Linked DNA regions of Homo sapiens: regions 2, 3, 4 and 5 are each linked to region 1. Evidence: chromatin loops called from intact Hi-C (ENCODE). Cell type or tissue: heart right ventricle. All regions are shown on one strand. Each heading gives the region's core, and the rest is flanking DNA. Links, peaks and the distances in the headings are about the cores only.

Region 1 (6,152 bases), core at 1,153-6,152:
CAGCACTGTGACTGAAGAGCTAATTTTATCAGACTCCATTAGGTATTTAATGATACTCAGTAATAAGGCTTTAGAAATGAGTCAGAATTTGCTTTTTAAACATGAGCCAAAACTTCAGTTAAAAGGGTACCTCCTGAAAAATAAAAAAGAAAATAAAAATAATCAAAACCAAGTTTTAGAAGACACAGTCACTAACGCGGTATGTGTGTGTAGAATTCAAGTGGGACCAAAGGTGAAGCTGTTGGCTGAGACGGGGCTACCCCTGCTGCAGACACTCCTAGTAACACTTGCTGGAGCTGTAAGCCAGTGGCAGATGCTATCATCCCCACTGTCTCCAGAGAGGGAAATAGGGGGGAAGGCCTGCCACACCCAAAGGGGCAGACCCAAGGGGTCGCTTTTGTTCTGTGTGGCCACAACCAGCTGGAGGTGAGGGTAGGGGACACCTCATTCCATACCAGAAACCTCTAAACCTTTGTTCTGTTTCAAAAAGTTAGGCTGGCTCGATCAGATTTCCCTCTAGGGAGTGTGGAATTGGGAAACTGTGGACCAAATCAGCGAGCACCAAGAACTTACAGACGTGTGTGCTGCAGAAAGGGGCACTGACTGGTGAGACTGGGGAATTTGAGAGAGTGATAAGCAGGGTGGCAACCACTGTAAACCATGGCAAACAAGGTTATGCAAAAGGGAAGCTGGAAGAAAGAAAGGAAGGCAGCTGGTGGGGAGAGGAGAGGGGGCAGATTGGCAGAGAGAGGTAGAGACTCAAAGAGAGACAGACATACAGACAGGTGACTAGTGCCGCCTAAATTCCTAAGATTTCCAAGTCCTGGCCACATGTATCCTGTCAATAAATTTCCCCTACTTTTTTATAGTATCCTGAATGGCCTTTGTCCTCTGACTCTGTTCACATAAACATGCGTAGCCTCAAACAAGAAGAGAGGAGGGATCAGGAGGCTGGGGGTGCCTCCTGCTGGGAACCACAGCCACCAGCTAATGCCCCTTTTACAGTATCTTACTTTGTTGTTTCTCCTTCCAACAACTAGTCTGGATATAATCAATGTAATCCTTCTCTATTGTTTTCTCCAAGTCATGCAGAGAAGCTCCTCTGTAGGCCTTGTCAAAGTTTTTATCCACAAAGTAAGGCACCTGCAGGTTCTGAGTTTCTCTAGAAATGGTGTAGCCCAAGGTCCTGAAACAAGGAGAGAGAGGCTCATGTGAGCTCATAATATTTGGCAATATTACTCTTAGCACTGCCCTCACAGATATCATCATCATCATCTGCTCATAGAGCAGAGGCAGATATCATTTTCTAATATACCCAACACTTCTTATTTCCCTAGCAAAGTTGTAAGTATAACATCATCATAATTGTATTATGTAAGCAAGTTCATACTATGAATTCAGCTTCAGCATAGTTTATTCTCTTAAAGGACTCACCTCTCTTATACTGCTCTCTGTGCTAAAAGTAGAATGCTGAATGCTTAAAACAAACAATTTTTACGTTGTGTAGGATCTAGTATGGTACCTGACAGAGTAGGCTATTATAAATGCTGGTTGAATGAACTGATTATGTTATATAGCAAATTATTTACAAAAAAAACAGATAGCTCACACCAACCTAGAAGCAATATTTTGGACATGATAAAAAGTACTTCGCACATAGCTGCTAACTGAGAACTGCAAGAAACTCAGACAAAAGATTTCAATGATGCTTTAGAGCTAACTCTCTGTGGGTCCAAGACATCCAAAGGTATCTGGTGCTTAGCAACATTAATAAGAGTACTGAGCTGACTAATTCTAACCATAAGGAAACATAGAAGGGACCTCAAACTCAAGTTAAAACAATGTGACAGAAATGGTTTTCTTCAAACTGGACAAATTCTACATTAAAGGGGCTATATTTTATTTGGCCTTTTTCCGGCCCTCTCCTTTGATCCTCTCTAATTAGAGTAAGAGCTGAAGCCATGACTGCTCTCCCCTCACTCTAAGGTTTTGGGGGAGCTTACAGAGCAGGTCCGTGCTTACCCCGCTGGCCTCACAAGAAAGAAAGCTAAAGTGCCATATGGAAAAACATGAGAAGCTGGGAAACAGAGGGAATCAGGCCAGTGTGGCCTGATGGCAAAAACCTCTCTATGAAGGCTAGGTGCAGTGGCTCATGACGGTAATCCCAGCACTTTGGGAGGCCAAGAAAGGTGGAGGTCAGGCGTTCGAGACCAGCCCAGCCAACATGGTGAAACCCAGTCTCTACTAAAAAATACAAAAATTAGCCAGGTGTGGTGGCACATGCTTATAATCCCAGCTACTCAGGAGGCTGAGGCATGAGAATCGCTTGAACCTGGGAGAAGGGGATTACAGTGAGCCAAGATTGCACCACTGCACTTCAGCCTGGGAGCCTGGGTGACAGAGCAAGACTGCTTCGAAAACAAAAACAATAAAAAGAAACCTCTCTTTCAGCCTCAGCTTCGCTCTCTGTAAAAGGAAAATACTAGCCGGGCGCGATGGCTCATGCCTGTAATCCCAGCACTTTGGGAGGCCAAGGTGGGCAGATCACCTGAGGTTAGGAGTTTGAGACCAGCCTGGCCAACATAGTGAAACCCTGTCTCTACTAAAATATAAAAATTATCCGGGTGTGGTGGTGCGTGCCGCCTGTAATTCCAGCTACTCAGGAGGCTGAGGCACATGAATTCCTTGAACCAGGGATGTGGAGGTTGAAGTGAGCCCAGATTGCACCACTGCACTCCAGCCCAGGCGACAGAGTGAGACTCTGTCTCAAAAAACAAAAACAAACAAAAAAGGAAATACTGACCTGGATTGACCTGGAATGATGGTCTTGTCTACAGTGATCACTGACAAAGACTCTTCCTGTTATATATTGTCTAATAAATTCTACTTTTAAAAGGTTTTTTTCCCACTAAATTATAATAATGAATAATAATTTATTATTCATTATTAACAAAAAAGATAATCTAGTGATTCTCAAACTTCAGTGTGGACCAGAATAATCTAGAGGGTTTTTTAAAACTCAGACTTCTGGTCCTACCCCCAGAGCCTCTAATTCAATGGATATGGAGGGGCCCTAGAATCTGCCTTTCTAACATGTTGCCTGTTGATGCTGACGATGGCTGGTCTGGGGACCAAACTTTGGGAACTGAATCAACTGAAAGAATTAATTGAAGAAATTTTTAAAAATCCTATCAGAGTTTATAATCTATACGCAAAAAGCATTACAAGGAATTTCTCTATTTTCAACAAAAACAAAAAAATTGAAAATAATCACTTGATCCCCATTATTAATACTATGCTCCGAGACCCACAGGGTCCAGCAATCCTATCAACAGCTTAACAGAGTCTTTCTAACTCTACCATGGTGTGATAATGAGTTCATCTAAACCTTAAATTCTACTGATCCTTCAAAAACCAGTTACTGCTGTTCTGCAGCTGACCAGATGATGTCACTATAGAACAAGACAATCTATTTCCCGAGGCACACAGGAGACTGCCTCAGTATTTTTGAGTCTCAGCACCATGACTACCCAGCTGTTCCTTTAAACATCAAATCGGTGTTTTCTACAGCAAAAGGTGAAATGAAATGTTAGTAATGTATCAGCAAAACCTTCAAGTCTTTCACCCCCAGACTGTTACTGAGAAAGATTTAGAAATACCAGACTTACGATTTATAGAACAGACTATATGGGGGATTAGTAGCCAGCAGCTGAGTAATGACAGATATAATCACAATCACAAGAACTGGAAGTAGCTGAATAAATGCAGAATATGTAGTCTGAAAAAGAAAAAAAAATAAAAACTTGCTGTAAGTGTTCTTTTTTTTTTTTCTGTCGCCCAGGCTGGAGTGCAGTGGTGCGATCTCGGCTCACTGCAAGCTCCGCCTCTCGGGTTCACGCCATTCTCCTGCCTCAGCCTCCCGAGTAGCTGGGACTACAGGCACCCGCCACCACGCCCGGCTTAGTTTTTGTATTTTTAGTAGAGACAGGGTTTCACCGCAGCCAGGATGGTCTCGATCTCCTGACCTCGTGATCTGCCCACCTCGGCCTCCCAGAGTGCTGGGATTACAGGTGTGAGCCACTGCGCCTGGCCTGTAAGTGTTCTTTATCAATATAAAGCTTATTGAAAATAAGATAGTTGCTCCAAAGAAAATAACAAATTATCAATGCACTGCATAGGAGGATCCACAAAGCCCCAGGCTTTTCTGGGAAGGCTGTACTTTCAGCTGAGAAGTACAGGTTGGGCAGTCCTAATCAGAAAATTCAAAATCACAAATGCTCCAAAATCTAGAACTTTTTGAGTACCAGGATGACACTTAAAGGAAATGCTCATTGGAGCATTTTGGATTTCCTTTTTTTTTTTTTTTCTGAGACATGGTCTTGCTCTGTCACCCAGGCTAGAGTACAGTGACACAAACATGGCTCACTGCAGCCTTGACCTCCTGGGTTCTGATGATTCTCTCGCCTCAGCCTCCTGAGAAGCTGGGACCACAGGTGCACACCACCGTGTCCAGCTAATTTTTAAATTTTTGTAGAGACAAGGTCTTGCCATGTTGCCCAGGCTAATCTCAAACTCCTAGGCTCAAGCAATTCTCCTGCCTCAGTTCCCCCAAAGTGTTAGGATTACAGGTGTGAGCCATAGCACCCAGCCTCAGATTTTCAGATTAGGAATTGTCAAATATATAATGGTATAATGCAAATTTCCAAAATCCAAAAAAAAAAAAAAATCTGAAATCTGAAATACTACTGGTCCAATTTACTTCAGATAAGGGATACTCAATCTATACCAAATAACCTTTACTCTCTCTGCTGAGCAGGCTGAAGGAGGTCCAACAACAACCTGGATTGACACCCAGTAATCCCCCTGCAGCCCCATTAATAAGACCAATGAAGCAAACATCTCTAGGTAAACCTGCCCAGACTGTGCCTCTTACAGTAGTGGGGCTCTAGGAGCCAGGTTAGCATCATGCTTGGCCACAGCTGATTGGACTCAGGGGACATCCAACTCTGGCAGAGGTAATCACGTTTTCTCTCCTAGGAATTTGGGGTTGAAACTCATCACCCTTCACTTCTGGGTCATCACTTTAAGGAAGAACACACACTCTCAGGCACTGTAGACTGGCTATTTGCAAGGGGAAGTAGAACAAGCAAAGCTGCTTGGTGAAAACAAAACAGAGGCAAAGAGTGGCAGGAAAACTGGAGACAATCTGGGCCCAAAGAGTCCTGCAGAGCACAGCTGCTTGGGAGCCTGACAGTATCCCAGTTCCTTGTTCCTGTCTGTCATGAGGCCCAGCTGTGCTTCTTGTCCTTGAGCTTCATGAGACTCTTTTGATCCCTTACCTTAAACCCCCTTTAGTTCTAAATATTTTGAAGAGGATTCCTATTTTCTGCAGCCAAGAAAATTATGAAGCCGGAGCGGTGGCTCATGCCTGTAATCCTAGCACTTTGGGAAGCCAAGGCAGGAGGATCACTTGAGCCCAGGAGTTTGTGACCAGCCTGGGAAACATGGTGAGAAATAATCTCTACAAAAAATGAGCTGGGCATGGTGGCACGCACCTATAGTCCCAGCTACATGAGAGGCTGAGGTGGGAGGATTGGTTGAGCCCTGGAGTTTGAGGCTGTAGTGAGCTGTGTTTCTACTATTGTACTCCGGCCTGAGTGACAGTGAGACCCTCTCTCAAAAAAAAAAAAAAAAAAAAAAAAAAAAAAAAAGCCTTGATGAAGTCAGCCCCACAGATTGCTGAGATTCTGGGAGAGCCACCCAAGAATGGGCAGAGGGAGGGGATACCATTCTGCCTATTTAGGCCAATTTTCCAGCTCTTCTAACCATTGCTTTTGCTTTCCTAAAGCACATCTTTCCTAAAGCAACATATCTCAGGTTCAACTTCTAAAACTTGACCATGTACCATCAAGGTTGGCCAAGTACAACTGTTTATGGGCAGCAGTGCTCCTCCCTCCCTAGGTACCTGAGGTTTCTCTTCTTCCTCCTCCTTCTGAGTCTGTGTCCTCTCATGTCGGTGCCGTCGACGGTAATAGTAAGTGTCATCTGTCACATTTGAAAACATATGAATATTTCCTGGAAAAGAAATACATGGTATGGGATATGGCAAACACTCCTTCCCTGCCTTTTTCTTTTTTTTTTGGAGATGGAGT
Region 2 (6,152 bases), core at 721-5,720, 330 kb after region 1:
GGGAAGGAGAGATGACCTCCAAGGTTGCTCTTTGGCCACTCTAGGACAGTGTTTCCATGGCATGGCTAGGGTCCAGCCTTTTTTTTTTTTTTTTTTTTTGAGACAGGGTCTCGTTCTGTCACCCAGGCTGGAGTGCTGTAGCATGATCTCTGCTCACTGCAGCCTCAACCTTCTAGACTCAGCAATCCTCCCACCTCAGCTTCCCAAGTAGCTGGGACTATAGGCATGTGTCACCATGCCCGGCTAATGTTAAATTTTTTTGTAGAGACTGGGTCTTCCTATGTTGTCCAGGCAGGTCTGGAACTCCCGACCTCAGGTAATCTTCTCACCTTAGCCTCCAAAAGTGCTGGGATTACAGGTGTGAGCCACTGCACCCAGCCAGTCCAGCCTCTTGACTCAGTGGTGGAGGTGGTTGTCCTTGGCAGATCCTCGACACTGCCAAGCCCCTCACACTCCTCAAAGCTTAGTTCTCCTACTGGTCACGTCTCTCTCTACTAGGTTCCTCTGGCTCTCACTCTCTCTCTGCCGGCCCATAATTCCATCCATCCATGTCTCTTTTTCTGTTTCTGCCTCTCCCTAAAAACATATAACTCTCCCCCTACCATAAGAACACCCTTCCACTCCCACCCACACATCCAGCCCAGCTCAACTCATCACCAGCATGCACTGTCACCTGGGTGCACACAGGCAAGGAGACATACAGAGGCAAAGCGATGGAGAGACACAATCACGCACACACTCACACTCAAGTGCACATGGGCACGAGGACAGCCACCCATCCAACACACACACAAGTGCACACACAGCACAAATAGGCATGAACAGGTGCATACAGATGCACCTGGTGACAAACACACAAGGACATTGGAGCATATTGCATATGCAAGAGTCCACAGGCATGTATACTCTCCCCCCACCACAGGCACACATAGGTCAGGCACAGACAGGTACACACAGGCACAGAAACACACACAAGGGCACACAAGCACATCTGCACAGTAAGACACAGGCACACACATACACACACGTAGGCACACACAAGCTCTCGCCCCCAGCCCCCCTCAGAGAGCTGGCTGCCCGCCAAGCGCGGAGCTTTCTGCTGGGTGTGCACAACCTTTCACAGGCTCTAATTGAGTCGAGGGTGATTTATAACACGGCAGCGCCCCTGCCCGCGTGGGCTGCCCCTCCTGCTACAACCCTGGCCAGTCTTTGACCAACCCCTCCGCCCCCTACCCCCCATAAAGCATCACATGCACAGGCCCCTTTGAGGGAGAAAGGGGCATTTTCTTCCTTGCCACCAGCTCCTGTCTTCATTCTTGCCTTTCTCCTGGGCTAGACACTGGATTCCAAGAAGTTATGACTCAACCCACCCATCCCACCACCATCAGCAAACTCAGTGTTACTCAGCCCAGCCATTGGGAGACCAATCTAACTAACCTGCCTGATTAGAGACAGCCAGGACCCTGACTGCAGATCCCACGTGCTTCCTGAGCTGCAGCGCGAGAAACGGGATTTGGACACGAGAAGGGACTTGCCCAGTGAGCTGGGGCTGCAGGATGGGTGCTGATTAGCAGGGTATAGGAAAGCCTCCATTCAGGGCCATGGGGGAGGAGAAGGCCACCAATAACCTTGTTTCATGCCCCTCCATGCTTTTGGGTAACTGAGCTGTGACCCTCCCTCCCAGCTGTCCCCATGGCCAGTGTGGCTGGGCCTGTGATTAACTGCATTAATTAGGCTCTGAGGTTTGGCTCATAAAGTCCCCTTATCCACCTAAGAAGGAATGACAGTGAGGACTTTTGTCCTAGTGGGAGGGGTGTATGCATCCTGACCCCTCACTTTTGACCCTAACATGGACCATCAGCTCTAGCCATGGCCCATGAACTCAGCCTAAGAGCTATTTCATCCTCCCAGAAGCATCTTGTGTTGGATGCTGATGCTGTTAACCCATTTGACAGTGAAGGCAACCAAGGCCCAGAGAGGCCAAGCCCTAGAGACTGATCCCACAGGAGTCCCATCCTGCTCTCAGGACGCCTGCTGCATGTGGAGCTGCTTTTTGGAGCAGGAAAGGCTCCTTGGAAAGGCTATACCTCCCTGTTCCCAGAGTTGTTTTTTTTTTTGTTTGTTTGTTTTGTTTTGTTTTTGAGATGGAGTTTCGCTCTTGTTGCCCAGGCTGGAGTGCAATGGTGCAATCTTGGCTCACCGCAAACTCCGCCTCCCAGGTTCAAGCGATTCTCCTGCCTCAGCCTCCCAAATAGCTGGGATGACAGGCATGCGCCACCACACCGTGCTAATTTTGTATTTTTAGTAGAGATGGGGTTTCACCATGTTGGCCAGTCTAGTCTCGAACTCCTGACCTCAGGTGATCCACCCGTCTTGGCCTCCCAAAGTGCTGGGATTACAGGCATGAGCCACTGCGCCGGACCAGAGTTGGGTTTAGATTACAGAATGAGGAATTCAGATTAGATTTAAGAGGGGTTGGGCATGATGGCTCATGCCTATAATCCCAATACTTTGGGAGGCCAGCCTGGGCAACATGGGGAAACCCCATCTCTACAAAAAATTTTAAAAATTTAGCTGGGTGTGGTGTTGCATGTCTGTACTCCCAGCTACTTGGGAGGCTTAGATGGTAGGATCACTTGAGCCCAGGAGTTCAAGACCAGCCTGGGCAACATGGTGAAACCCTACCTCTAAAATTAAAAAATTAGCTGGGTGTGGTGGCTCACACCTGTAATCTCAGCACTTTGGGAGGCTGGACAGATCGCTTGAGCTCAGGAGTTCGAGCTCCAGCCTGGGCAACATGGTGAGACCTTGTCTCTACTAAAAATACAAAAAAAATAGCTGGGGCGTGGTGGTGCGTGTCTGTGGTCCTAGCTACTTAGGAGGCTGAGGTGGGAGGATTGCTTGATCCCAGGAGGTGGAGGCTGCAGTGAGCTGAGATCACACCACTGCACTCCAGCATGGGTGATAGAGTGACACCCTGCCTCAAATTAAAAAAAATAAAATAAGTTAAAAAAAATTAGCCAGTATGGTGGCACCCACCTGTAATCCCAGCTACTTGGGAGGCTGAGGTGGGAGGATCACTTGAACCTGGGAAGTTGAAGCTGCAGTGAGCTGTGATTGCATCACTGCATTCCAGCTTGAGTGACCCTGTCTCAAAAAAAAACAAAAACAAAAACAAAAACAGAGGGACCTCCTTAGCAGTAGAGTTTGATTGGGAGCCAAGGTGTGTATGTGTTTTTGTGTGTGTGTGCAGTGGAGAGGGTCCGGGCTGCCCCCAAGGGAATCCACATGATAATGGCAGCCAACATTTAGTGCTTGCTTATTGAGTCGCAGACAGTCCCGTAGGGGAGGAGTTGAACCCCATTTTATAGACGAACAAAACTGAAATTCTGACAGTTTAAGCCATCTGCCCCAGCCTCATGGATTTGAGGCAGCGCCACCCACGCCCCTTCCCACTGTCAGGTCCTGGGTAGGTAGATGGATCCTCTGGGGTCTGTGTTCCAGCGACGCCACCTCATCTCTGCTGTGGGTCAACCCAGTCTTGGGCTCTCGCTCGAATACACTTGAACATGTGTGAGTGTGGGTGTGAAATGGGTGGCTGAGAGGGTATATAGGGTGTGTTCCAGAGACGCTAGTGGGGAGGGGATTTGTGCTTTGATGTGTGCGTGTCCCAGCATGCCTGGGTGTTTGTGTGCGTGGGTATCTTTGGGACATGTTATGGGGTGCTGGTCTCTATATTGTTGCATGTTTGTGTTTGTAGCTCTGCCTGCGTCATTCTGTGTCCCTCTCTGCACAGCTTGTGTGATGTGTGTATGTCCCTGGGAGCCTCCTCCCTATTTGTCTCTGTGTGTGTGTATCTTTGATATGTCTGTGTCTGTCCTGCTTCTGGGTGTGTTTCCGTGTGAGCATCTCTGCGGCCCTGCTGTGTGTGTGTGTGTGTGTGTGTGTGTGTGTGCGCGCGCATGAGGCTCCGTGCCTGTTTCCGAAGTGACTCTAGGTGCCACAGTGTGTGATGCTGTGACTGTGTCTCTGTGTGTGACTGTGTGTGAGACTGTAACTGTTCTGTGTGTATGCGACACACCGTGTGCGTGACTAAATGGTGCTGTCTGTGTGACTGTTTCAGGACCTGGACTAGCGTCGGCACAAAATTTAAGGGGGCTCCAACAAATCTCAGTAATTAGGAAAAATATTTTCGTATACTTAAAAAAAGCACAATGCAAAAAATGATGAAAATAGACTATTAAAGACAGGTTCAGTGTATGTGCCTATCCGTGTGGCTCTGTCTGTGCCTCCGCTAGTGTCCCCGCGGCTGCCGTCCGCCCTCCCGCGCCCCGCCAGGTGAGCGCAGCCCCCACCCCCAGTCACGCTGCTCTGGGCTGAGCCTCGGTAATTTCCGAGTCGGCGGCGGCTTTGTGTGCACCGGCCGCGGTCTGGGGGCGGGGAGGGAAGGGAGGGTTATTTCTCCCCCCTCTTCCTTTTTATTGGGTCATTAACAACGGCTCGGACTGCCGCTGCGCCCCCCCTTTCATGTCTGCCGCGCCTCCCGCCATTATCTGCCTCCGCCGCGCGGCGTAATTCGATGCCAATCAGGTTGGGGCGCAGAGGCAGCCGGATCAAAGCCGGGGCCGCGGCGCTGGAGGGAGTGGGGTTGGGGAGCAGGCTGCGCTCCCCCGGGGTCGGGGCACCCACCAGGGTTCCCGCTCAAGCATCTAGGGTCAGACTGGGAAGTCCTTGCCCAACCCGTGCAGGGTTCAGAAGGTTGCTTGGGGTGACCAGGTGGTCAGTGGCTGGGCTGCGCGGTTCAGCCAGGCACCAGGGTCCCTTGGGGGTAGTTTCGTGGAGGGAGCGGACTTTAGGTGGAGATTCTAGGCGGAGGGACCAGCTTGGGCACAGGCGAGGAGGCAGGACTCAGCAGAGCGCCCTAGGAATAGGGAAGAACCCAGCTGGTGGGATTCTTCTGGCTGGGCGACTGTGTTGTCTTACAAGGGTTAGGAGCAATGGAGGGGCTTGAGAGGGGGCGGGCAAAATCAAAGTTGGCCTTCAGGATCCTTTATCTGGCGATGTCCTCTGTCTGCTAGAGGCTATGCCCTGACTCAGTTTCCTCCGCTGGGAAATAGGGAAGCTATTAGCTTCCCGCACTCTTCCACAAGGGATAGTGAGGTGATGAAGGTGATAAAACAACCCAAAACAAGCACAACTCAAATTTCTTGAGCACTTCCTAATTGCAGGTCAGGCCCGAGTCTCCATTCATCCACACAACAGCTCTACAAGGTTGGAACTCATGTTTTTACAGATGAGGAAACAGAGGCACAGAGAGGGAAAGTGACCTGCTCAAGGTCCAGGGTAGTGAGGGGCATGGCTGGGATTGGAATCAGGCCCATAGATTGCATGAAGCGGATTCTCTCCTGGGAGGTCCCCTAGCCAAGCCATCTGCTGTTCTCCCACCCCTCCTGGGCTCTGGGATGGGGGCAAAGGGTTTGGAGCTGCCTGTGTGAGAAGCCAGTGGAGTCACAGAGTGGGCTGGGTGGGCAGTGGGATGAGAATCATCCTCCTCACACTCACAGCCATCTCCACTGCTTACAGCCCTTGGGCAAATCACCTGCCACCACCACCCCAACCCTGTCCTTCGCCTGCATCTGTGAAAGGGGGTTCACAAGCTTCTTCAGCTTTTCCCTTAAGAGTCAGTAAGTGAACGTAGCAAAGGGTGTTTTGAGCATCAGATGTAGTGTGGATGGGTGTTTTTATCACCATCAACCAAAGACTCAAGGGGGGTAGTGTCTGCCAGGCAGTCCCTGAAGGGAATGGAAAACCCCCTTCTTCCCCCAAAGAAAATGCTGGTGTTAGTCCCAATGATTTGGGAAAGAGTTGTTCCCCCGTCCCCACCCTTGAGAGGGAGAGAAAGAGATTTTTTCTTCCAAATAGTGCTGGGTCTTCACAACTCTAAATATCTCCAACCCTAGAATGTTCTGAGCAAACCAACGTATACATAATATATGCTTCTGTTCTTAACTAAAAGCAGGCCTCCAGACCTTGAGGACACCAGCCGGCAAGGACTTTCACCTCTGTCCTCTCCCCAGCATACCCTAGTTCTGGGGCCTGTCAAGTTGGGGTTGTGGACTGAGGAGAATGGAGGAGTACAGGTCCCTCAGCAG
Region 3 (6,152 bases), core at 637-5,636, 200 kb after region 1:
AGATGGATTTTTTGCTGTGTCGCCCAGGCTGGAGTGCAATGCTACGATCTCGGCTCACTGCAACCTCCACCTCCCAGGTTCAAGCGATTCTCCAGCCTCAGCCTCCTGAGTAGCTGGGACTACAGGCACACACCACCACGCCCAGCTAATTTTTGTATTTTTAGTAGAGATGGGGTTTTACCATGTTGGCCAGGATGGTCTCAATCTCTTGATCTCGTGATCCACCCCCCTCCGCCTCCCAAAGTGCTGGGATTACAGGCATGAGCCACTGCAGCCAGCCTTCATTTTTATTTTTTAATGACCTAACCTAAAGTCTGTTTAAGCTTCTTAAAATCCTTGTTGGTAGGCTGGGTGCAGTGGCTCACGCCTGTAATCCCAGCACTTTGGGAGGCCAAGGTGGGCGGATCACGAGGTCAGGAGATCGAGACCATCCTGGCTAACACGGTGAAACCCCCGTCTCTACTAAAAATACAAAAAATTAGCCGGGCGTGGTGGCGGGTGCCTGTAGTCCCAGCTACTCAGGAGGCTGAAGCAGGAGAATGGTGTGAACCTGAGAGGCGGAGCTTGCAGTGAGCCTAGACCGCGCCGCGCCACTGCACTCCAGTCTGGGCGACAGAGCCAGACTCCGTCTCAAAAAATAAAAAATAAAAAAAACTATTTGCCAGGTGTGGTGGCTCACGCTTGTAATCCCAGCACTTTGGGAGGCCGAGGCGGGTGAATCACGAGGTCAGGAGTTCCAGACCAGCCTGACCAACATGGCGAAACCCCATCTCTACTAAAAATACAAAAATTAGGCCAGGCATGGTGGTTCAAGCCTGTAATCCCAGGACTTTGGGAGGCCGAGGTGGGTGGATCACCTGAGGTCAGGAGTTCGAGACCAGCCTGGCCAACATGGTGAAACCCCAATTCTGCTAAAAAAAAAAGAAATAATAATAATAATAATAATCCTTGTTGGTTACTGTTAATATAAAGTTAAGTAAAACTTACAAAGCTGCTAGGCATTACAGTATAAATTCTTAGAATTTTCTCATGTTTTGGCGTCTCATGTTTCTCTCAACCCTTTGCTTTGATCCTCTGCTAATTTATATGATTTTTTTCATTCTAGTACTCTTGTCCATCTGTTCTCTGTTGTGTGATCCCAATCCAGATGATCCTTTAGTGCCTGAGATTGCTCGGATCTACAAAACAGATAGAGAAAAGTAAGTATGGCCTCAAGATGGAAAGTTATCTGTGGTGGGATGGAGATGTTTGTCACAAATCTTTCTTGTTTAAGGGCTGAATATCGGCCAGATATTTAAAGTGAAGTCCTAATATACTCTCCTGGGGCTAGAAAAGAGAAATATATGCATTGAGTATTATTATAAGTAGATGATGCCAGTCTTATCCCTGATTGTTTCACGTGACTCCTCTTGTCTACAAAAACTTTTTTTTTTGTTTGTTTTTTTTTGAGACAGGGTCTTACTCTGTCACCCAGGCTAGAGTGCAATGGTGCAGTCTTGGCTCACTGCAACCTCCGCCTCCTGGGTTCAAGTGATTCTCATGCCTCAGCCTCCCGAGTAGATGGGATTACAGGCGCAGGCCACCACGCCAGGTTCGTTTTTTTTGTAGTTTTAGTAGAGACTTTTACCATGTTGGCCAGGCTGGTTTCGAACTCCTGACCTCAAATGATCTGCCTGCCTAGGCCTCCCAAAGTGCTGGGATTACAGGTGTGAGCCACCACACCCATACAAAAACTTTCCTATGGTATATTTTTCAACAGCTTAATGCCTTATGCTTGGCTTTTGATATATAAAGCACTTTTCATCAAGTGCCCATTTGCCTGCCATAGGTATTTGTCAATTAATGGGAAAAGAGAATTGATTTCCTACCATTTGACATAATCTAAAGGAAGAAAGCAAATAAATGCCATTAGACGTGAAAGCCCCAAATTTCTTTTAAAAACAAAACTTGATGTAGAATTTGGGTATTTTAGAATTGTACTATGAATTATTGAACAGTGGTCAAGATATCAAAAGAGATAGTAGCTAAAAGTGTTCTAGTAGCATTTTTTCTTTTCTTTTTTTCTTTTGAGATGGAGTCTTGCTGTGTTGCCTGGGTTGGTCTCAAACTCCCTACCTCAGCCTCTGGAGTAGCTAGGATTATAAGCATGCCCACCATGCCCAGCACTAATAACATCTGTTTTATGTAGTATTCAGTGAAGTTATAAGAGGAACTAGATAGGAGAGGGTGGATAGTTCTTTTAGGGCCGGGCGCAGTGGCTCACGCCTGTAACCCCAGCACTTTGGGAGGCTGAGGTGGGCAGATCACAAGGTCAGGAGTTTGAGACCAGCCTGGCCAACGGGGTGAAACCCCGTCTCTACTAAAAATACAAAAATTAGCCGGGCATGGTGGCGGGCACCTGTAATCGCAGCTACTCGAGAGGCTGAGATAATTGCTTAAACTCAGGACGTTTAGGTTGCGGTGAGCTGAAATTGCACCACTGCACTTCAGCCTGGGCGACAGAGCAAGACTCACGTCTCCAACTTGAGTTCTAGTGGATTAGAGAGGCATAGATACGTTTTTGTTTTTAGTGGAGGTAACACTGGGAATGGGATATTCTAACAGTAGTTGGTTCTTGCTTTTTCCTATTTGTGAATTTATTGTCAAATTTTTTTGATTAGAGAACTGTTTTGTCCGATATTTAGAATTGTGGGTCTGAATGCTTACCAGAAGTCATTTCCCAAGTCATCATGGAGTAATGTTGAACACTGTTGAACAGAACTTTCCCAAACTGCACTGCCCCCACCCTCTAACCCCCCACTTTTTTTTTTGCAGAGACAGGGTCTTGTTCTTCAGCCCAGACTGGAGTACAGTGGCACAATCGTGGCTCACTGCAGTGTCAAACTCATGGGCTCAAGTGATCCTCCCACCCCAGCCTCCCCAGTAGCTGGGACTGCTAGTACATGCCACTACACCTTTCCAGCCTCCCCAGTAGCTGGGACTGCTAGTACATGCCACTACACCTGGCTAATTTGTTTTTTTTTTTTTTTTTTTGTAGAGACAGGATCTCACTATGTTGCACAGGCTGGTCTCTAATTCCTGGCCTCAAGCAGGCCTTCTGCCTCAGCCCCCCAAAGTGCTGCTGTTACAGGCATGAGTTACCGTGCAAGGCCAGCATACCCACCCCCACCCCCCCCCCTTTTTTTTTTTTTTTTTTTTTGAGGCAGGGTCTTGCTCTGTTGCCCGGACTGGAATGCAGTGGCACAATCACAGCTCACTGTAACCTCAACCTCCCAGGCTCAAGTAGTCCTCCCATCTGAGCTTCCCAAGTAGCTGGGACCACAGGCAGATGCCATCACATCCAGCTAATTTTTTTTTTTTTGAGACAGAGTCTTGCTCCGTTGCCCAGGTGGAATGCAGTGGCACAATCTTGGCTCACTGCAGCCTCTGCCTCCCAGGCTCAAGTGATTCCTGTGCCTCAGCCTCCTGAGTAGCTGGGATTACAGGCGCACATCACCATGCCTGGCTAATTTTTGTGTTTTCAGTAGAGACGGGATTTTGCCATGTTGGCCAGGCTGGTCTGGAACTCCTGACCTCAAGTGATCCAGCTGCTCCAGCCTCCCAAAGTGCTGGGATTACAGGCGTGAGCCACCACACCCGGCCTAGCACCCGTTTTTTAATAGGAGAATTATAGAATCATTTGCTCTGCTTACTTTATTCAAATGTTCTTCTGAAGCAATAAACCCATTCATTTTGTCAACCAAATTGTTGAAATTAGTTCTACCAGAACCAATTGTTTTATTGATATGAAAGGAAAGTTTGGTTTTTTTTCCCCCTTTTTTTTTGAGACAGAGCCTCACTCTGTCACCCAGGCTATGGTACAGTATTGCAATCTCAGCTCACTGCAACCTCTGCCTCCTGAGCTCAAACGATCTTCCCACCTCAGCCTCCTGAGTAGCTGGGACTATAGTCATGCGCCACCACACCCTGCTAATTTTTGTATTTTTTTGTAGAGACAGGGTTTTATCATGTTGCCCAGGCTGGTGTGAAACGCCTGGGCTCAAGTGATCCACCCGACTCAGCCTCCCAAAGTGCTGGGATTACAGGTGTGAGCCAACATGCCCAGCCTTCTGTCGGTTTAATCATTATTAGTATATGAGTTCAAGAACTATGTAATGTAGAATCATATAATTTCAAGTACTTTAAATGAATGAATTGAGTGGACATCTTTTGTAGAAATAGGCCAATCAAGTATGGAATAAGGTATATGCCAACAAATACTAAAATTTAATCAGAACCCTCTATAAGTAGCAATTAAAGGAGACTTTCACATTTTACAGCTCCTTCCCATTATCATTGAATTAATCCTTATCAGAAATTTGGGATAGAAAGGGGCCTTTCCTTGAATGTCCTATAAGCTACTCTCTTCAAGTTACTTGATGGGATAATGAATGGAATCTGTTGCTTACTGACTCCACACCTATGTTAAGCCAAGCTTCTCTTTGTGTGTACAGGTACAACAGAATAGCTCGGGAATGGACTCAGAAGTATGCGATGTAATTAAAGAAATTATTGGATAACCTCTACAAATAAAGATAGGGGAACTCTGAAAGAGAAAGTCCTTTTGATTTCCATTTGACTGCTTTCTATGAGCCCACGCCTCATCTTCCCCTGTGCACATGTTTACCTGATACAGCAGTGCTGCGTGTTGTACATACTTGGAACAACAAACTAGAAATACTGTACTTCTGTACCAACATTGCCTCCTAGCAGAGAAGTGTGTGTGTGACAAGCCAGTTCTACAGGCATTACCTAGGTGTGAGACTAAAAGCTTTTCTTATTGACTTAAATTTGGATAACAGCAAGGTGTGAGGGGGGTGGTGGGTATGGTGTGTGCTTGGATGGGAAAGAAAAGGCTCCACTCACCTATAGGAGATTATTTTTAAGTGGAATCCATTTAAACTCAAAACAGTTATGAAAAGCAAGGTGAAGAACATGAAGCTGTGTCTGTATTCATTTTATTCCGAAGGAGCTACGTCTTAGGTGAAAGTTATGACCAACCAGATTAAACTCTACCCACATCCTGCATTTTAAGGTCTAAGTTTAACTGGTCAACATTTAAATGGATTGGAGCTATTAGTACATCAAGTGTGATGGGCTTTGTTCCCAACTCTTTTACATCTCCCTACCCCTTCAACCTTTGGCCTTTCAGCCCTTCTTTCTCTCTTCCATATTCTTTGGTTTGTATGTGGTTTCTCAGTTAATACATAGCTAATAGCTCTTATTTTTCTTATGTTTTTAACCGCTTAGGTCTATTTGGATGTAAGGGTGAAAATTCATTTGATGGAAATACTTGTGTATATTTAAAGACCCAATTGCTCCTCTGGAGCTTGTACTTTCAAGAATGATTAATCTGTGTAATAAACTGGTTACTACAGTCATTACATATAATTTTGTGTGAATAGGCTTTTTCATTTTTAAGAAGTTTGTCTAGCTGAGATTAGTGGTGGATTTTCTCCCACTTCTGAAATGTTCATTTATACTGGTTGCATTTTAAGATCATGAAACAATTCCAGTTACATTGTAAAAAGGATATCTTACGAGTAATTTTATTGAACAAGTTAGAGGCATAAGCTTAAGAGCATTTCCATGAAACAACACATGCAGCATTCCAGGAACTTGATTGTTAAATTCAATAAGAAATTTGCTTTATTAATGAAACTAAGCTGCATTTCATCAAAACCTTGTGACATTCCCTTGGTACATAGGACATAAAACACAGAGGCATTGCTATTTGGTAAGTTAAGCTTCTGTGATTGTAATTATAAAAGAGCAACATTGACCAAACCTGGGAAACAAGAGCACAGTCTTGTTTGGAGAGTCTACATAATTACTTTGCACTAACATTTGCAGGATGTTCACACAATTTTAAATTGTACTGTATGTGGCTTTTTGAAGTCTTCCCTTGACCCTAGTAAAATATAGCTTGAAACTTGTAAACAACTGTGTTTGCCAGAAACATCATTCATGTGAACTAGGCAAGTTACCTTTTTTCCCCCCTTCTTTTCCTAATTGTAAACTAGGCCAACCTGAAAGCCATGGCTGATGCTCTAGCCATCAGGTTCTTTCAAATGCATCTTTACACTCTTGCACAAAAGTTAAGGAATAAATGT
Region 4 (6,152 bases), core at 756-5,755, 340 kb after region 1:
TGCCCAGGCTGGAGTGCAGTGGCGCAATCATAGCTCACTGCAGCCTCAAACTGGGGCTCAAACGATCCTCCCACCTCAGCCTCTTGACTAGCTAGGACTACAGGTGTGCACCACAATGCCTATCTAAGTAAAGAAATGTTATGTATAGACCCAGGTATCCCCTGTATTGCCCATGCTGAGCGCTCAATAATTGTTGCCTATTGTTAGTTGAAGTACCAGGTTGCTTGTTGAGGTCACAGAGGGGTCAACCAATTGTCACCCTCTTCTAGCTTGGCCCTAGATGGCCTTTTTTAGCGTGTCCAAGAGAGGAGGGTCATCTACCCTGCAGACAGTACTCCACTCAGAAAGGCTACAGACCCCTCCCGGCAGACCCCTCCCGGCAGAGCCAGCCCCCTTTCCTGCCAGGGGGATGGCAGGACAGGAGGCCTGGCTGGGGAGGTGGTGGGGCTGTGGCAGCAGAGAGGGGAGGCAAAGGTTGGCAGAGTGGGGAGAGATGGCCTGGGGGGAGAGCAGCGGAGTCGCTGGGGAGAGAGGGAGGCTGTTGCGCTATAAATACCTTCCAGGTAACAGGACCCATAAATGAAGGGAGGGAATTAGTCACATTCTGCAGCGCCTCAGAGAGAGGACAGGGAGCAATGACCTGAATCCACGGAAGGAAAAAAATTAGGCTAACCTTGTTGGGTGAGGGGGAGGTTAGGGGCCGGATGCTGTGCCTCCTCAGTGGGGTGCCTGAACAGGCTCTGCTGGGCGGGCCCAGGGAGGAATAACCCTGGCAGGAGGGGTCTGGAAGAAACATCTTGTCTATTCCCTCCAGATGTGTGAGGTGTGTGGGACTCTTCCTTTTCTTCTCAAGGATCTCCTGGCCTCTCTCTGAACCTCACACCCATTCCTCCTGGGAAGTCCTTCCAGGAGTCTAGCCCAGTTGTTCTTCACGTCACTCTGAAGCATGTTTTCATTCACTGCGCTCACTGTCTTTAAGCCCTGGCTCCCCCTGGGGTGCCCACCTTGTCAGGCATCTAGCTCTGGGGTCATTCCCTGGGTTCCCAATCAGGCAGAAGGATCTTTGCCGGGGAAGGCAAGAAGGCCGTGTCCTACTTCCACTCTGGACTCAAGCCGAGTGGGCCCACTTGTCCCTTGCTGGGATGATGACCATGGCCTGTGCTCTAGTCTCCTAGCTCCAGCTTCACCTGCCCTGGGCCAGCCCCTCACCCCCAGGGTTGCCAGAGCAATAGTCAGGCATGCCCTCCCTTGCTCACACCTTCCCTGCTCCTCTCGGAATGGAGGCCAGTCCCCTCGGCCTGGCACAGCGAGCCTCCAGGATTGGCCTCCAAGCAGCTTCCTAACCACATCTTCTGCCTTTGCTCTCACACCCAGCCTGCCAGTCTACATTCTCCAGGTCTTTGCACCAGCTGTTCTTTCAGCCTAGTGTTCCTGCCTCTTGCTATGCCTGGTCGACTTGCGTTTTCTCCCAAGACCCGAGCTTGAGTCTGAAATTCTCTCTGCTGCCTCCCCAGCTGAGTTGGGTCCTCCCTCATCTGTGCTTCGGAAATTCTCCAGCAAAGGTAGTCTGGGGAAGTCACCAAGATCCAATTGGGAAGTCCAGCTCTGCCTCACCCTGACTACATGGCCTCTGGTGAATAGATGAGCTCTCCTGTGCCTCAGTTTCCCCATCTGTGAAAAGGAGTTCTCACAGTGCTTCCCAAGGGTTTTACAGTTTAGGCAAGATCCTGCATGAGGAGGGCTGAGCACACAGTCAGCGGGTGGCTGTTGTTGGGGTCACAGTATTGATCACACTGTTTCTGTGTCTGCCTCCCCTGCGGGCTGCGAGATGGGGAGGGAGGGGGGCAGTGCAGCGTCCCCGTGTGACTTGTCGCCGCCACAACCGCAGTGGCCAGCTCGCGCCTGGCACTGAGACCGTAAGCAAATGTTTGCTGAATTAATGAGTGGGGGCTGCAGGGAGGGCTTGGGCTGCAGTTCCGCCTGGGCTGCTGCAGCTGGGGCGCGTACGTACATCCGTGTGCCCCTGGGAGTGTGAGTGAGGGGCGCCTGTGGGTGGGGGAGCCATATCCGTGTCCCGGGGGTCTGGCGGCGCCGTGGGCAGCCTGGCGCGCCCGCTCCCTGGGGTCCCCGCCGAGCGCCTGCCTGGCTGCGGGACCCCGTTGCCAGGAGCAGTCAGGATGCGGCAGCGTCTCCATGGCAACGCGGCATCTCGAGCCGCGCGCCGCCCTCCCCCGGCGCCCCGCAGTGGGCAGGAGGCCGAGCCTGGCAGCCCCTCCCGGCCCAGCAGCCAGCAAGCTGGGCCAGGAGGCCGAAACCTGATGGGAGGGGCTGAGCAGGGGGCTCCTTATTTTCTAGGGATAAGGGGCTGACCTGCCTTTACTTCCCACCTCATCTGGGGGAGGTAGATAATAGAGCCTGTCCTCTGTCTATGAGCAGCACCCTCCACACCCGCCAGGAAAGCAGGAATAGGTTCTGGTCAGGGCAGGATACCCTCACTGGCGAAGGGACATTTCTGATCTAAGTCCTGGCTGTGAAAGTGGCGCTGTTGTGAGGGGCACTGAGGCACAGCCAGGGAAGTGCCATACTGTTCCAGGGCTTCAGTGTGACCCCAGTGACTTCCATGACCCACCCGATGTCCACCCATGTCCCCACTTCTCATAGATAATGCCCAGTACCTGCCACGAACCCTTCCAACGCCCCCTCACCCTCTCAGTTGTGCCATATCCCCAGACCCACTCAGTACTTCCCACTGCGGGTTCCGTGACCCTCCCACCCCTGGTTCCCACTCAGTGCCCCTTCTGCTCGCTATCTTCACACTGCCTTCCAGTTCTTCCCAGCACACAATGTCTCCAGTTGTTATTCAGTACCCCCAGTGCCTACGCAGTGGTACTTCCAACATGCACTCAGGGCCCCCGTTACCACCAGGAAACCACCCAGCGCCCTCTTTCCAGTTTAGGCTTGGTACCACTTAAATAGCCCCCAGGGACCACCCACTGCCCCCAGTACCTGCCCGGTGGCCCCCAGTGCCCTCCTATTAATCGGCCCAGTACCCTGCACATCCACTGTAGTTCCCCACCTCTTCGTACTTCTGTTCACCTAGTGCTAACCACTACAATCTCGTTCTGCCCAGTATATTCCCACCATGCAGCCCCTTGCCACATTATTTCCAGATAAATCCCCATTCGCCCCCTTGCCCACCTCCCACCCTCCAAGCCCAAGCTCCGCCGGGCCGCAGTGCTCGCAGCGGCCAGGAGGGGGAGAGAGCGAGTAGTCAGCAGGAGACCGAAGCGCGGGGCGCGGCTGGGGAGAGGGTCGAGGGGCAGCATCCAAGGCCGTCTTCTTACAAGGGCTGAATCCGAGCCCAGGGTGCGGCTGCGTTCCGGGGGGGTTCCTCCCGGAGTGACCGCACCCCTGCCCCGCATCTTCTGCAAACCCCTCCGGGTCCGCCGCCACCGCCGCCGTCGTGGCTTTGGCTCTGAGAAGGGGCGCGCGCCCTCTGGTGGCTGCTGAGCAGTACAGCTTCCTAGGCCGATGAGAGGACGCCGCTCTGGCCCGGGGTGGTGCGTTCGTTCCCTCTCTCTTTCCCTGTCCTCCTTTTTTGGGCCTGTCCTCAAGCTGGCGGCGATGGGGTGACGGCAAGCCAGGCCCCTCTGTGGTGGCTGGGTAGAGAGCCTGGGGTCTGGATGAAGGGAGAACATTGGGTAGGGAGGTGTGGAACCAGGGCCTGGGGAGAGGGACCGCGGAGCAGAATGGTGGTGGGGGTGGATCGCTGAGTCCACAGATGAAGGACTAACAGATGGATCTGAACTCAGGAAGTCTACAATCTGAGCTGTGATTCGATGTGCTGTTTGTAGAAGGGGGCGATACAGGATTGGTGGCAGTAGGGTGAGGCCTCCCTTCCAGGCCTGGCAGTTCTATCTGGCCCTAAGCCTTTCATGGGATACTTGTTGATGGACCTACCCTTCGATGACTCTGTTTCTGCCTCTGCCCGTCTACCAGCGCCTAGCCTTCTTTTCACCTGCCTGGGCCTGTTTCTCAGTCTTCAGCAGTCCTGGAATGGTGGGGGGCACCCTCTCCCTGTCCCACAATATGGGGTTTTCTCTCCTCTGTGTATGGGGGAAATGGATGGAGCTAGAGCAGAAGGGACCCAGGTTAGACTCTTGCAGTCTGTCCTGAGTTTAGGTGACCTTGGCCTGTAGGACCCTCCATGGTTAGATCTGTGATTTTGTGCCCATTCCAGCAGCCCCACCTCGATGGATTAATAAGTTCCCTTAGACTTAAAGGTCCTTAGAGATGCCTCCTCCATCCTCGCCATTGCCTGGCTGGGGAAACTGAGACACCCAGCAGGTTAAGAATTGCTCTAGGGCGAATAGAGGGGTAGGCATCAGGATAGTAAGGTGATAAAGAGCACTGACTGGCCTGGGTTTGAGTCTGGGCAAGTCCCTTCCTTCTTTCTTTCTTTCTTTCTTTCTTTCTTTCTTTCTTTCTTTCTTTCTTTCTTTCTTTCCTTCTTTCCCTCTTTCCCTCCCTTCCTTCCTTCCTTCCTTCCCTTCTTTCTTTCTTTCTTTCTTTCTTTCTTTCTTTCTTTCTTTCTTTCTTTCTTTCTTTCTTTCTTTCCTTCTTTCTTTCTTTCTCAGAGTCTCGCTCTGTCACCCAGGCTGGAGTGCAGTGGCACAATCTCGGCTCACTGCAAGCTCTGCCTCCCAGGTTCACACCATTCTACTGCCTCAGCCTCCCGAGTAGCTGGGACTACAGGCACCCGCCACCTTGCCCAGCTAATTTTTTTTGTATTTTTAGTAGAGACAGATTTCACCGTGTTAGCCAGGATGGTCTCGATCTCCTGACCTCGTGATCCGCCTGCCTCGGCCTCCCAAAGTGCTGGGATTACAGGCGTGAGCCACCGCACCCAGCCACCATCTTTCTTTCTTTCTTCCTTTTATTTTTATTTTTTAAAGACAGAATCCCACTCTATTGCCCAGGCTGGAGTGCAATGTCACGATCTCAGATCACTGCAACCTCCACCTCCCGGATTCAAGGGATTCTTATGCCTCAGTCTCCCAAGTAGCTGGGATTACAGGCATGCACCACCATGCCCAGCTAATTTTTGTATTTTTAGTAGAGACGGGGTTTCCCCATGTTGGCCAGGCTGGTCTCGAACTCCTGATCTCAAGTGATCTGCCCACCTCGGCCTCCCAGAGTGCTGGGATTACAGATGTGAGACACGGCATCTGGCCCCTCCTGTCTTTGTAAGCATCAGTTTTCTTATTTATAAAATGAGGATCAAAACTCTACCTACTTCCCAGGAGAGCTGTAAAGATTCAGTCAGATGAGGATGATATTGGAGAGAATAATAACAATGATTGGAGCTGTTAATAATGTTAACTGAGCACTCACTTTGTGCCAGGTGCTGTGCAAAGTGATTCAGCACATGCAATCCAAGAGGTTATATACCAGCTTGACAGAGGTAAGGCTCTTGCTCAGAGGCTCTCAGTGATGACCAGCTCACAGGCAGAGTGACAAAGCCCCTACCAGGTCTAGTGCCTGACCCCAGGGCACCAGGATGAGTTCCAGAGTCCTCTGCCTCAGCTAGGGCTGGAGGCAGAGAGAGGGACAAGAAGACCTTGAGCTGTCCCCTGTGCAGTGCTCCCCTGTCCCCTGGGCCTGGCTCAGATATCTGGCCCCCCGCCAGGGAGGGCAAAGGGGCTGGTTGATGGAGGTAGCACGTGTCCCAGCCTGGGCAGCTGAACCTGGGGGCCTTGCCCCGGAACCTGGAACCTTTCCTGCAAAGGGAATATCCTACAGCAGGAAGGAAGGAAGTGGGGAGGGGGAGGAAGAGGAGGGAGAAAGGATAGGACAGGCCCCAGCTGGGAGAGAGTTCTCTCCCAGACAGGCCAAGAAAAGAGGACCTCTGGACTCCAGGCTGAGAGGCCAGTGGGCTGGTCACCCTGGCTGCGGTTTAGATGTGTGTAGTGGGGGAGAGGAGGGCATAAAAAGAGAATGTGACCCACTCACTGCCCTCTGTTTCCTCATTTGTGTAACAGGTATAAAAACACCTTCCTTGGCCAGGCATGGTGGCTCAAGTCTGTAATCCCAGCACTTTGGGAGGCCGAGGTGGGTGGATCGCCTGAGGAAGGGAGTTCGAGACTAGCCTG
Region 5 (6,152 bases), core at 748-5,747, 190 kb after region 1:
TCTCCATGTAATTGGCATGCTAGCTGGATGTCTTTTGGCATACTTGTTACATATTTGGCATGAGTTACACATAAGTTGGTGTCTTCATAAAGGCTCATCAGATAGGCCTCACTTGCCTCCTGCAAAGTAACAAAAGCCAGAAGTGTAGATTTGTTTCGAAGTCCTGAGCAACTTCTTGTATCAGATGCTGGAAAGGAAGTTTGCTAATCAGAATTCAGTGGACTTCTGATGAGATCTGTTTTCACAGAGTACCACAGTACCAGACCTGTAGCAGTGAGGTTTCTTTACTCTTCCAGTAAAGGGTGCACTCCTGTGAGTGACTTCTGTAGCTAATTGCTTCCTGGGTGCTTTACCACTGGGCCAATTTGCTGGTAATCTGCCTTGTACTAGTCATGATCTAGAGGCCCCCTTACTTATCCCCCTTCTCAGCAGACATTAGAGATGAGGGCGCCACTGTGGCAGGCAGTGCCTGAGAACACTTAAAAGCAGTGCTTTCTTACTATCTTACCCAACTCTTACAGCTTTGAGTGGAAATGCAGGTACAATTAATACTCTTCCATTATAACCACAAATTTAAATAACAGGAAAGAATTAAGTAGAAGAACAGGTCCCTTGACCAGTTGGTCATACTTTTGTCTAATAGTGTTTTTAGTCTTGTTATTGGGGGTTGTTAATTCTAGTTATCAATGTTTTATTTACTCAAATTGTAAGTATATTTGTGATTAAAAATAGAGTGAGACTCGTGTATGTGTGCATGCATGCGTGTGAGCATGTGCGTGTGTGTGTTTTAGTCTTGTTTTTAATTTTTTTCAGAAACAGGGTCTTGCTATGTTGCCTGGGCTGGACTTGAACTCCTGGGCTCAAGTCATCCTCCCATCTCAGCCTCCTGAGTAGGTGGGACTACAGGTGCCCACTTTTGTGTCTTTAAACAACATACAAGGGGCTTTTTATAGGACTTCCCTTGAAGATACTAGGTCCAGTTTTAGTGGCCCAGAATGGCTTTGTCCTTGGCTTACTCAGTCCATTAAATGGTCAGCAGAGAGTAATATAAGTGTTTGTAAGTACTAGTGAGGGCTAATCTAAGGAAGGGAGCCTCAGCAATTCCTATCCTTTACCTTTAACCCCTAATCAACAAGCTGCTATTTTTAGGTTCAAGTCCCAGTGAGCAACAAACCAACTTTAGGGATTAATTTGATATTAAGGAGGTTGGAAGGAACTTTAGGATTTGGACTGACATTCTGGTGGATTTTTATATGGCTTCTTAGTCTTCATGTTTCTTCTACCTTGTGACAAGAGTTACCTGGTTTGGGTTGTTCAAATATAACCCCAGTGACAACTTCCCTTAGGTTGCTCAGATCATAGTATGAATGGTAAGTGTGCTAAGTAGTAGCTTAATTATAAGTAAAAACTCTGGCTTTTGATCTCTCATGATGCACTTAGTAGCATGAGAACATGGAACAAGCATCATTTTCTGCATTTGGAAGATATTTATTTATTGAACAAGTTTATAACTTATTAGAAGTATCCCTGGAGCTTGTAATCAACCTTGGGCTTTCAGCTAATATTTTCTTCTTAAATTTTACTCCTTTTTTCTCTTTTTTCCTCTTTAACTTATCCTTTACATTAGGAGAGATGTTTTTCTTTCTTTAATGAGGGCCAGTAATGTACAGACCTACACAAGAGTTTTTAGAAATTTTTTCTCCTTGTTAAAACCAGTCTTTCTTAATTTGAGTATTATCTACCTTGACTTTACTGTTTTGTCCCCCGTATACCAGCATTATAAAAGGAGTCATGCCTGTAATTCCAGCTTTGGGAGGCTGAGGTGGGTGGATCATCTGAGGTCAGGAGTTTGAGACCTGGCCAAACGTGGCAAAACCTTGTCTCTACTAAAAATACAAAAATTAGCCAGGTGTGGTGGCACTTGCCTGTAGTCCCAGCTACTTGGGAGGCTGAGGCAGGAGAATTGCTTGAACCCGGGAGGCGGGGGTTGCAATGAGCCGAAATTGCGCCAGCGCACTCCAGCCTGGGCGATAGAGTGAGACTCTGTCTCAAAAAAAAAAAAAAAAAAAAGTGTATTATATGTAATTGTTTTGAAGAAATGATTTACCCTGTGAGGTAAAGAAATAACTGTTTAAAAGTAGAACTGTAAGCCTTGTCAAGAAGTTTGTCTACCTGACATGAAGTTTCAAGAAGTTTTAGCCCAAATACTTTCGGTTTTTTTTGTTTTTGTTTTTGAGAGAGTCTTGCAGTGGCGCAGTCATGGCTCATTGCAGCCTCCACTTCTCAGGCTCAAGCAGTCCTCTCACCTCAGCTTCTGGAAGTGTTGGGATTACAGGTGTGAGCCACCACACCTGGCTCTAAATATTTTTCATTGAGCACCTTATCAGTGTTCTAGGCCATTCTAGTCATTTTTCTTGTTTCTTTAGACTGTTAATTTATGTTCCTCATCTTGCTCATACTCATTATCATATTATTTATAAATGAATTTGGATTAGAAGGGGAATGATATGTTACTATGGCGTAGATACAATGTAGATATTGTTACATGGTGACTTTTTTCTTGTTATTTTTCAGTGTTCCATTGGCAAGCTACAATAATGGGGCCAGTAAGTATTCAGATTAATTTCAGAATAAACAGTTTATGTAATTTACTCATTTTAATCCCACTTTTCTTGTTATCAACAGAATGACAGTCCCTATCAGGGTGGAGTATTTTTCTTGACAATTCATTTCCCAACAGATTACCCCTTCAAACCACCTAAGGTAATTAATTGGAATGTGGCAGTTTTTAATGTACTTTCTATAATACTAATAAACTAGTTTACAGAAAGTTTCCTTTCTTTCTGTAGGTTGCATTTACAACAAGAATTTATCATCCAAATATTAACAGTAATGGCAGCATTTGTCTTGATATTCTACGATCACAGTGGTCTCCAGCACTAACTATTTCAAAAGGTAACAGTGGGTATTTGATATCAAGATAAAGCAACCGTGTCTTTTGTCTTTTTAGAGTTATTTATTTTTGAAAAGATTACTTATGTTTCTTTTAAGAAGAGATAGCAATTCTTCTTAATCTGAAATGGACCTTGAGAACTGAAAACGAGTTGGATTTTTCAAGCAAAAGTATTCCTTGGTGTAGTGACTAGTCTGTCAGTTGTGCTACTCTAGCATAGGTTAGAAGATGAACACTGGGCCTGGTGCCGTGGCTCATGCCTGTAATCTCAGCACTTTGGGAGGCCGAGGCGGGCAGATCACAAGGTCAGCAGATCGAGACCATCCTGGCTAACATGGTGAAACCCCGTCTCTACTAAAAATACAAAAAAATTAGCTGGGCATGGTGGCAGGTGCCTGTAGTCCCAGCTACTCGGGAGGCTGAGGCAGGAGAATGGTGTGAACCCGGGAGGCAGAGGTTTCAGTGAGCAGAGATTGTGCCACTGCACTCCAGCCTGGGCAACAGAGCGAGACTCTGTCTCAAAAAAAAAAAAGAAGATGGACACTGGTATGAATGTTTTTTTAGAGCATAAAGTAGAGCACAATTAACATCTCTTCCAACCTTGAGATTCATGAATGGAAAAAGATAGATACTATTGCAGAATAGGAAATAGACCAGCCCTTTAGACAAATGCCTATGCTGTAAACATAGACGTTAGGTTCTTGAAGAACAAAATATAGGTAAATATTTTACCAGCTCTTGTCTTTAGGTTTCTGTATCAATGAACTGAGTGATGTAGTTGTTGTCTTAATGTGTTGATTTGAAATTGTACAACCCTTCAACATTATTCCCAGATGAAATCACAGTTGCGTTACAATAATCTAGATTTTTTTTTTTTTTTTTTTTTTTTGAGATGGAGTCTCACTCTGTCGCCCAGGCTAGACTGCAGTGGTGCAATCTTGGCTCATTGAAACCTCCACCTCCCGGGTTCAAGCAATTCTCCTGCCTCAGCCTCCCTTGTAGCTGGGATTACAGGCACCCGCCACCACGCCTAGCTAATTTTTGTATTTTTAGTAGAGACTGGGTTTCGCCATGTTGGCCAGGCTGGTCTCGAACGCCTGACCTTATGATCCACCTGCCTCGGCCTCCCAAAGCGCTGGGATTACAGGCATGAGCCACCGTGCCCAGCCAAATAATCTAGAATTTATAAAGGAAAACAAAAACAAGTATTTATGGCCTGGCACGGTGGCTCACGCCTGTAATCCCAGCACTTTGGGAGGCCGAGGCAGGAGAATCGCTTGAACCCAGGAGGCGGAGGTTGCAGTGAGCTGAGATTGCGCCACTGCACTCCAGCCTGGCCAGCCTGGGGGACAGAGCGAGACTCCGTCTCAAAAACAAGAATATTTATCAGATCTCACTGCTGTACTCTGAAAGGTGATAAAAGAGTTCACTGGATGTACTTTTGTGAAAATGAAATCAGTTGTTTAAGAGAAAAATCAAATATGGTAATGGATTAATATGTTTAAAATATGAAGTACAAAAATCAGAAAAAAATTCAGATCCCAATAGATGAATGGACACAGGGGAACCAAAGAATAAATAAATGAATGTTACGTTCCTATTTTTTACCTTTTTAATTAACAAAGATATTTTTAAAAGAAGACAAAACACTAATGAGGTACATTGAAATGAACACTCATATTCTTCAAGTAGAGGTATAGATTTGTAGAGCCCAGTCTGCCAGTATGTGTTAAGAGACTTAATCATCCATGCCCATTCACCCAATAATTCTAGTTTCATTTATTTATACTAAGAAAACAATCCCAAATGCTGAAAAAACTTTGTATACAAGTACATTTGTGACATTGTGATTTAGTTCTGAAAATTGGAGGTTACTTACAGTAGAGGAAAAAATAGATCGGTTCCAGCACATGCATTTAAAAGAGTATTGACCCTGGCCAGGCATAGTGGTTCATGCCTGTAATCCCAGAACTTTATGAGGCTGAGATGGGCAGATGACTTGAGACCAGGAGTTCGAGACCAGCTTGGCCAACATGGCAAAACCCCATCTTTACTAAAAATACAAAAAATTAGCCAGGTGTGATGGTGCGTGCCTGTAGTCCCAACTACTCAGGAGGCTGAGGCGGGAGAATCACTTGAACCCGGGAGACGGAGGTTGCAGTGAGTCAAGATGGTACCATTGCACTCTAGCCTGGGTGACAGAGGGAGACTTTGTCTCCAAAAAAAAAAAAGTATTGATCTTTACAAATATTGTGAAAATAGGAAAATACTGTGCTTGAGAAAAGCAGAAAAAAGAAAAAAGGCATATACACTGTAACAAGAGTTACATATAAAAGTATGTTGAGTGTCCAGAAATAGACAAGCAATGTTAGTTTTGGTATTTGTGTGGTGAAATGTGGTGTGTGATTTTTTTTTTTTTTTTTTTTTTTGAGAGGGAGTTTCGCTCTTGTTGCCCAGGCTGGAGTGCAATGGTGTGATCTTGACTGACTGCAACCTCCGCCTCCCGGGTTCAAGCAATTCTCCTGCCTCAGCCTCCCAAGTAGCTGGGATTACAGGCACCCACCACCACGCCTGGCTAATTTTTGTATTTTTAGTAGAAATTATCTGCTTATAATTTACCATTTGAACCATTAAGTAGAAATTATCTGCTTATAATTTACCATTTGTTTAATGCATGTATTTAGACAGGAAGCAACATAGTTTCATGGTAAAGAACATAGATTCTAGATCCAATTGCCTGTGTTCAGATCTCAGATCCACCTCTTATTAAATGAGGCTAGAGACACATTGGCCCCTGTATTCCTCAGTTTTTTCATCTGTAGAAAAGGAACAATAATACATATTTCATTGTTGTTACGAAGATTAAAGAAGCAAAAACAGACAGTTAACTGGTTCCTTGTAAGTACTCCAAAAACTGGGGATAAAGGCACAGTTGTCAAAAGTGTTGGGTATTTGTCATGTTATCACTTGGATGTCAAGACTCAATCTTAAAAAAAAATTATTATTATTATTATTTGTTTTTTTTTGAGAAGGAGTTTCACTTTTGTTGCCCAGGCTGGAGTGCAGTGGCGCAATCTCGGCTCACCACAACCTCCACCTCCCGGGTTCAAGCCATTCTCCTGCCTCAGCCTTCTGAGCAGCTGGGATTATAGGGCATGTACCACCACGCCCAGATAATTTTGTATTTTTAGTAGAGACG

What was found. Hi-C counts contacts between places; a loop is a spot of excess contacts. Peaks named below come from ENCODE experiments on the same cell type or tissue, not always from the same donor. Only the 100,000 strongest peaks of a DNase experiment are listed, where the experiment ranks them.
Region 2: a loop joins it to region 1, with 4 times the contacts of the local background. A loop is called at or near these places in 47 of 110 quality-filtered maps.
Region 3: a loop joins it to region 1, with 3 times the contacts of the local background. A loop is called at or near these places in 29 of 110 quality-filtered maps.
Region 4: a loop joins it to region 1, with 3 times the contacts of the local background. A loop is called at or near these places in 48 of 110 quality-filtered maps.
Region 5: a loop joins it to region 1, with 2.6 times the contacts of the local background. A loop is called at or near these places in 12 of 110 quality-filtered maps.

What each region holds. Positions count from the first base shown.
Region 1 is chr5:139,419,040-139,425,191 of GRCh38, forward strand. It overlaps DNAJC18 (DnaJ heat shock protein family (Hsp40) member C18), which reads right to left. Exons shown (of 8, transcript NM_152686.4): 5 at 5,966-6,075; 6 at 3,669-3,778; 7 at 1,014-1,186. Among named protein-coding and RNA genes, the nearest start is that of DNAJC18, 17 kb to the right of the region's middle. RefSeq lists an enhancer at 792-1,297 and a silencer at 3,323-3,472. In heart right ventricle, for the core only: a CTCF peak has its summit at 3,431; no DNase peak of the experiment used is centred there; H3K27ac peaks cover 1,462 bases.
Region 2 is chr5:139,751,713-139,757,864 of GRCh38, forward strand. It overlaps a transcript of PSD2 not described here. Among named protein-coding and RNA genes, the nearest start is that of PSD2-AS1, 8.6 kb to the left of the region's middle. RefSeq lists silencers at 549-700, 4,326-4,405. In heart right ventricle, for the core only: no CTCF peak of the experiment used is centred there; no DNase peak of the experiment used is centred there; H3K4me3 peaks cover 613 bases; H3K27me3 peaks cover 4,729 bases.
Region 3 is chr5:139,622,263-139,628,414 of GRCh38, forward strand. It overlaps UBE2D2 (ubiquitin conjugating enzyme E2 D2), which reads left to right. Exons shown (of 7, transcript NM_003339.3): 6 at 1,106-1,199; 7 at 4,494-6,152. The coding sequence ends at 4,539. Among named protein-coding and RNA genes, the nearest start is that of CXXC5, 23 kb to the right of the region's middle. In heart right ventricle, for the core only: no CTCF peak of the experiment used is centred there; no DNase peak of the experiment used is centred there.
Region 4 is chr5:139,762,381-139,768,532 of GRCh38, forward strand. It overlaps a transcript of PSD2 not described here. Among named protein-coding and RNA genes, the nearest start is that of PSD2-AS1, 19 kb to the left of the region's middle. RefSeq lists enhancers at 1-590, 591-1,253, 1,254-1,917. In heart right ventricle, for the core only: CTCF peaks have their summits at 3,373 and 3,577; a DNase peak (open chromatin) is centred at 3,391; H3K4me3 peaks cover 645 bases; H3K27ac peaks cover 395 bases; H3K27me3 peaks cover 2,282 bases.
Region 5 is chr5:139,612,012-139,618,163 of GRCh38, forward strand. It overlaps UBE2D2 (ubiquitin conjugating enzyme E2 D2), which reads left to right. Exons shown (of 7, transcript NM_003339.3): 3 at 2,575-2,606; 4 at 2,686-2,763; 5 at 2,850-2,955. It also overlaps the pseudogene H3P25. Among named protein-coding and RNA genes, the nearest start is that of CXXC5, 33 kb to the right of the region's middle. In heart right ventricle, for the core only: no CTCF peak of the experiment used is centred there; no DNase peak of the experiment used is centred there.